Regions from separate parts of the Homo sapiens genome. Here region 2 is linked to region 1. Evidence: chromatin contacts called from ENCODE Hi-C data. All regions are on one chromosome and are shown on one strand. Each heading gives the region's core, a stretch centred on a gene start or an enhancer-like site at or near the end of the contact. The rest is flanking DNA. Distances are from core to core; before and after follow the strand shown.

The links. Hi-C counts contacts between places; a loop is a spot of excess contacts on that map. Pooled maps may share reads with other maps.
Region 2: a loop to region 1 is called in a map of CD8-positive, alpha-beta T cell, with 15 times the contacts of the local background. The contact joins the promoter of KIF18A here to the promoter of ZDHHC13 in region 1. A Hi-C loop is called at or near these places in 2 of 168 maps with a recorded cell type or tissue (CD8-positive, alpha-beta T cell and naive thymus-derived CD4-positive, alpha-beta T cell) and 5 of 50 pooled maps.

What each region holds. Positions count from the first base shown.
Region 1 is chr11:19,115,918-19,119,354 of GRCh38, forward strand. It overlaps ZDHHC13 (zDHHC palmitoyltransferase 13), which reads left to right and starts at 1,251. Exons shown (of 17, transcript NM_019028.3): 1 at 1,251-1,359. The coding sequence starts at 1,333. RefSeq lists silencers at 981-1,220, 1,271-1,350, 1,441-1,670.
Region 2 is chr11:28,106,412-28,109,848 of GRCh38, forward strand. KIF18A (kinesin family member 18A) reads right to left here and starts at 1,745. Exons shown (of 17, transcript NM_031217.4): 1 at 1,653-1,745. METTL15 (methyltransferase 15, mitochondrial 12S rRNA N4-cytidine) reads left to right here and starts at 1,977. Exons shown (of 7, transcript NM_001113528.2): 1 at 1,977-2,041. RefSeq lists enhancers at 958-1,482, 1,023-1,282, 1,483-2,006, 2,193-2,272.

The DNA.
Region 1 (3,437 bases), core at 1-2,500:
AATGACACGCCTGTACATCCATCCATCCATCATTCATTAAAATTGTGCTGAGCATTTTCCATGTCCCAGTGCTGTGTTAGACACTGGGAGTTCAGAGATGGATCTGACATGGTTCCTATCCTCAAAGGGTTTGGGCTTTTGGGGGCAAGCCAGGGCTGACGTGCCCAAAGGACACAGACACTAAAGCAATAGTAATACATCTACGATTTTATTGTATCATAGCAATATTTTCCATGGAAAACCCAGCACTTTGTTGGATTTCTATTTATTTATTTTATGATTTAGTATTATTTTTATAAAATAAGGAAGTCATAATGTTTTCAGATCGTTTTCAAATTAGCTTCTAAAGGTCTTAATCTGGTTCCACTTGGCAACAGACACATCTAAGGAACCATTACAAAGAACTGTGTTAAGTGCTGGGCTAGAAAAACCCCAGTGTTTACTCGGGGCTGAAGTAGGAGAGCCCCACTGCCCCACTGGAACGCCCCAAGGGAAGGAGCCATCCCTAATGCTTGCTTCATAGACCTTCAAGCTGGACAGGGCTTAAATGCCAGCTCCTCCAGTGCCCTCCACAAAGGGTCGTGGAGGTCAGGGGGGAGGTGCACTTCAAGTGGGAGGCTCTCGCCCACTCCCCCTCTAGCCTGCGCCGTAGAACTCATTTTTTGTTTCATTTGAGGAAACAGAACCTCAGGCGGTAGAGGTGACTTGCCCAAGATCACGCAAATGGAGTGGAAAACATTTAAATAGCTAACATCTATTGATTCCTTTTTATATGTAACGCACGGGCTGAGGGGCTTTACATGCGTTTTCTCATTTAATCCTCCTGATAATTCCATGAAGTAGGTACCCTTATTTTCCTCATTTCACAGATGAGAAAATTGAGGTAAAATAAGAGACTTTCACAAGGTCATTTAGCAATTAAGTAGCCAAGTCCAGATTTGCTCTCAATAGATGGTGGTTGACGTTGGAATAACAGTCTGATCCTGACCCTGGACGCACATCTGGGGCCCGTGGCACCTGGGGCAGGGAGGGGCGCTCGGTCCTGGGCTGGGGCTGGGGGAGCGACCGGCACGGGCGGGCCGGGGGTGGAGCCTCTGGCGAGCTGTTCACAGCGGGCTTCCCAGGAGGTGAGAAAGTCCCGCCCCTAGCCGATGGAGGGCTGGGATTGGTTCTCCGGGACCGATTGACGGCTCAGGGCACGAGCGGGGACCGCAGCGGCGGAGGTGAGGGCGCCAGCAGGAAGTGGGAGAAGAGGCGACCCAAGGCGGGCTGGCGGGCTGGCGGCAGTCGCTACTTGCCTAGTAGCCTCAGCCGCTGTGGGCTCCTGGGGAGATGGAGGGGCCGGGGCTGGGCTCGCAGGTGAGTGCGGCCGGGCGGTGGCTGTCCTGGGGGCCGGGAGAGCGGCTGCAGCTGTGGAGGAAAGGATGGTGTGGGTGAGAGGCCGCTCGATGAGGGGGTTTCGGGAGCGGCGGGGCCTAGGTCTGGGAAGCGGGAGCCTGGAAACACCACGAACGATGCTGGAAATTGTCTCTGAGGCGACTGGGAAGAAAAGGCGAGGACTGAGGGGTGAGGGCCCGAGCCGGCCCCTCCAGCCTCCATCCCTGGCCAGGGCGCCCCCTGGGGCCGGTACCCGGAGCCCGGCGGGGACCTCTGTGGGCCTGGGGAGGGGACGATGGCCCTTCCCGGGAGAGGTGTCAGGTGACACACCTGATTCGGACCCGCCCGTCTTGACGTTGGCCCGGAGTCGGAGCGGTTCTGTTGATTTCTTTTTCAGCCCTGGCGTCTTAGCACCCGCCTTCACCCCACCCAGTCCAGTTTTCGCTCCTGTTTCCGCATCCTTGCTTACTCCTTGAAATAATTAAGGCTGCTTGTTTAGGATGGAGGAAAGGGGCGTGGAGAGGGGAGGTACACCACAGCGATCTGCAGAATCTCAAAGGACAATATTCCGTGGAGGAGGTGTTATATAAAAGCCAGACGGAGGTCCAAAGAAGCCAGGCGGGCCAGTCGGAGAAGTTACAGGAGGTAGATGTTGTCTCCAAGAAAACAAGATTTTTGTGCTTTTTGCTTATGGCCCTTTCCTAGTGCCTAGAGTACTGACTAGTATATTGTAGACGTTCACTTAATATTTATTGAATAAATGCAGAATTTCCAGGTTCAGCCAGTTTTAGTGAGTGCATAACCCATGTCAGATGCTTTCATATGCATTATTTTATTCCAGAATTGAAGCATCCTTAAGAAGATATTATCCCCATATACAGATGAGAACGAACACTAAAGCTGTCTTCAGCTGGAATCAGTTAGGCGGTAGATTCTCAGTTTGGGATGATTGGATTACCTGATCTCTAAAAACGTTTTTCCAGTCCCGAGAGTGTTCCTCATGCTTTCCCTTTCCCTTCTTTCAGCACGATCTTGTGTAGGTTTAAGTGAGGGACAAGATGTCTGGGGAAATGTCAAGGTGTTCTTATTGGTTATTCTTGAATTTTAACAGAAAAAAAATAGTTCTCAGGCAGACTGGATTTTACCAAAGGGTGTTGAATCTTCACATGGAAACAGCGCCTCATTCTTTTTCTCAGAGAGGCTCAAAGAAAAGTTGGTAGGAGTAACTATTATGTCTTAATTACTGCCACTCATTTACAGAAGGCTTCAAGTGCTTAAAGTTCACTCTCTCATGCTGAAGGGAAGATTAGCCTTGTCCCAGTTCCATGGCCTATAGAGAGGGAGAGAATGATTTGGTGGTTGAATTTAGTAGGGAAAGGTAGAGAGATCATTGTCGTTGTTAATAATAATTGCTCTTGTTCACTTTTTCAGTAATGTGAAGACCTCACCTATATATACTGCTTTGCAGTTTGCAAAATACTTCCCCATTTTTGATCCTCACTATAATCCTCTGAGGTGGGGAGAAATGATTATTCTGATTTTAGAAATGAGAACAGAGGCTCAGAAAACTGGAATCACTTGCTACAAGTCAAATAGCTGCTAAGTGATAGAGCCAAGACTTCAGTCGTTCATTCAGCAAATGTGTTTTGAATGTCTGCCAGGCACCGTTTTAGGTGCTGTGATAAATTAGTGAACAAAACAGACAAAAACATTACTGCTCTCATTGAATTTGGTTCTTTTGATTCCAAGATCGGTGCTGTTGGATTTTTGCCAGGATTTGCCTATACAATCAGGTCTGCAGTTTCCTTTCTGACCTCATCTTTTTTTTCTTTTTTCAGACAGAGTCTTGCTCTGTTGCCAGGCTGGAGTGCAGTGGCGCGATCTCGGCTCACTGCAATCTCCGCCTCCCGGGTTCATATGATTCCCCTGCCTCAGCCTGCCGAGTAGCTGGAACTATAGGTGCGGACCACCACACCCTGCTAATTTTTTGTATAGTAAGATGGGGTTTCACCATGTTGGCCAGGATGGTCTCGATCTCCTGACCTTGTGATCCGCCCGCC
Region 2 (3,437 bases), core at 495-2,994, 9.0 Mb after region 1:
TCTTTTTGGAATATCAGTCTTGGGGGCACTACTCCCACCAACTTACAACCATCAGGGAAGAATAAAAGGTTCAACTGGAGGGAAGGCCGGCACTGACAGCTGAGCTATTTTTTTTCCTCTTAGTTTTCACAGTTGTCAGCAAAAAAAAAAAAAAAAAAAAAATCATTTTTATCGTGTCTCTTAATTGATTTGGGGTATTTCTATGATGGGACAAGATGCACTTTCAATATAAAAATATTATGTATTTGTAAATACTTTTCAATAGTAGAAGAGGAAGGGCTGGGTGCCCTGCCTCACACCTGTAATTCCTGCACTTTAGGAGGCCGAGGCGGGCAGATGGCTTGAGGTCAGGAGTTCGAGACCAGCCTGGCCAACACAGTGAATCCCCGTCTCTACCAAAGATACAAAAATTAGCCGAGTGTGGTGGCAAACGCCTGTAATCCCAGCTACTCGGGAGGCTGAGGCACGAGAATTGCTTGAACCTGGGAGGTGGAGGTTGCAGTGAGCAGCGATCACGTCACTGCACTCCAGCTTGGACCACAGAGCGAGACTCTGTCTCAAATAAATGAATAAATAATAGAAAAGGAGATTAATTACTACTATTAAAGGCAGATAATCTTTTAAGTTTTTTTCTTTGTGATTGTGCTTTGTAGATAATCTTTGTTTATTGAAATAGTTCTTACAAACTATGAACTTAATAAGAAGCACTATCTAGTCATTGGATATCACATTCTCTAGCATCAAAGTTTATAAAAACCTTACAAAAACGAAACAGGAGGCTAGACGTGGTGGAATGACACTAAAAATTAAAATCTGTAGAGTGCCTAAATTTCTACCTAATTATCCATAATCTAAACTATATATTATACCACAAAATCAGTTCATTCTGGTCAAATACTCTCTTCTCATATAATAAACAGCAGTCAGTCTTGGCTTCTCTGTAACTGAGTGACTAATGAGCTCCTAAAAAAAAAAAAAAGTCCTGCGGAAACCAAGAACAGACTATAGGACTGATTCTAAATGTTTACAGTTTAATTTCATCTGCAGAGCATTTGCCAAACAGTATCTCTTCCGTACCTCATCTGATCCTCGGCAATCCCGTTAGGCAGTCAGAGCGGCTTTTATCTCGATGCTACCTACAACTGGGGCTCAGGAGGGGTTCCCGATTGACCAGTGCAAGACTAACAGTTAAAGCTCTTCAGACAAAAATTTTATGCAGTGATGAACAAAAGCTCCTCGTTTGATAGGTAAGCCCCTGGGTACGCTTATATGTGAGTCTGAAACAAAACACTCCCAATTTGGAGTCCGGAAAAAAGCTGACACTACAAGGTGCTGGGCAGTTAAAGTTCTCTGCCAGTCTGGGAAAGGGGCCAAGATGCCCTTTAAAACTTAAGACTTCCTCTCAGGACTTAAGGAGATCCCTGCCCTTCCAGCTGAGCAGTCGAGGATTACGGTCAAGCAGAGCTGTGCTCTTAGCAGGTTCTCGAATCCCTTTTTCCTTTCACTTTCTCCCCAGGTACCCTGATCCCCCACCCCTCAACGCTTCTGTGTTTGTCAAGAAGCCCACCTGGTCTTCTAGACCTGAAGCGGCAGGACCCTCCGTTCCCAATAATACAAGTCACCAAAAGGAGCGTCCCAGAGTCCAGTTTTACCTTCATGTGCCTCTCACTCACTTCAGGCCCAGGCCAGGTTACCGCAACCACTTCACTTTAATGTCCGCCTCCCAGCGCTTCAGACTCAACCACAATATTCAAACCCAAGCCACTTTCCTCAGCGCTTCGTTTCATTGGCTGCCGCTCGCGTGATGTCATCACGTCGGACGCTGTCACGGCTCGCGGCAGCTTGGCGCCAAGAAGCTCAGCCTGGCTGCGCAGGGGAAGCTCTTTGCTTGCTCGTCACCGTGGCAACGCGCGCGGCCGTTTCCGGAGGCGGTGGCCAAAGTGGGCGGGGCTAGGCCGGAGCTGCTGGTGGGAGGCAGCCACTTGAGATCACCAGGCCTCCTGTAGACCGGCGGGTGCAGGGCCCGGTCCCAGAGTTAAGGGTGTGAGTGAGACTGCTGCGGGCAGGGGTTGGCCTATGCCCTCTGCTAGGGGGAGAGGTGGAGTTTGGGTGTGGATTAATGGGTTCTGGGTGTTTATTTTCTTTTCTCTGAGTAGTGAGGCCTCCAAGAAGTTGTAGGGACCTGTTTCTTCCAGACACATTAATATGGGCCAAAATGTGGGGTCTCTTCACCTGAATTAATTGGAGATCTTTTGGGTTGAGGCCTCAGGCTTCATTTCTCAGGACTTCCAGGCCTACTCCCATTAGTACTGACCGTGAAACTATTTTCTGTTTGGTTACTTTTTACATTCTCTGTCTAATGATGGCATAACAAAATAAATTTAAAGATTTTGGCTTGGTTTATTATTAGGTGAAGTGATTTTTTTTAAGTCCCAGGTTATAGATATTATTTCAGCATAGACACTTTAAAAAGAGAGAAAATACCTGGAACAAATCGGAAATACGTTTGCTAAAATAACTTTATTTGGCAGGGTGTTTTTAATAACAGTATCTGAATTTCATTGTTCTATATATTACTGTTATTGTATCCATTTAGCAATTATTTAGATTTTAGACACAATAGTATGCAATGGAATCAAACTCTTCCCTCTTGGAGCTTATATTTTGTGGATTCAATATCACTTTATAAATAGGATGACTCATACCCATGCAGAGTATTATAAATGCAACAATATATGGAAACCTCTGTATTATGGACATTTATTTCCTGTTGAGGAAAATCGGGAGTATTGTGTACTGTATGTGATGCATGTTATATTATTGTTTCTGATCACTAGACAGAGGATCAATAAAGCTACTACTTATTTTTGGCTGTATTACGTGTATCTTAGCTAATGAAATGGTTATTTGTGTGCTGCTGGTCTTGGTAATAAAATCGAGATGTCTTTATTTCCAGTAAGAACTCATTGTATAGTACTTTACGTTTTGACTTCCCAGGTATTTTATTAGTCCCTTTACATATGGTCTCTCAGTTAATTCTCAAAACAGCCCATGAGACGTAGGTAATATTATTTTCATTTTTCTGAGAGAAAACTGAAGTTTTCAGAAAATTCCTAACACAAAATTTTGTCTTGAACTATACAGGCAAGGCAATTCAGAATTGAGTCATTTGTCTCTGAAATACTTTCTGGATTAAGTGACATTAAGAGAATATCTTAATCCAGTCTGAAAATATGCATATTTTGCCAGTTGCTTGTAAAATTGCATGGATCATTGGTGAAGAATAGAAGTGTTTTAAAGTTTGTCTTTTTTGACACCCACATTGTATAAGGTTTATCAGTGCCACAGATGTTTTCACACCTAATCCAAGTACTTTAGATTTCAAATTCAGTGTTACACTTGCCATTTAACAGTGTTCAGATGATGAGGTCCATATT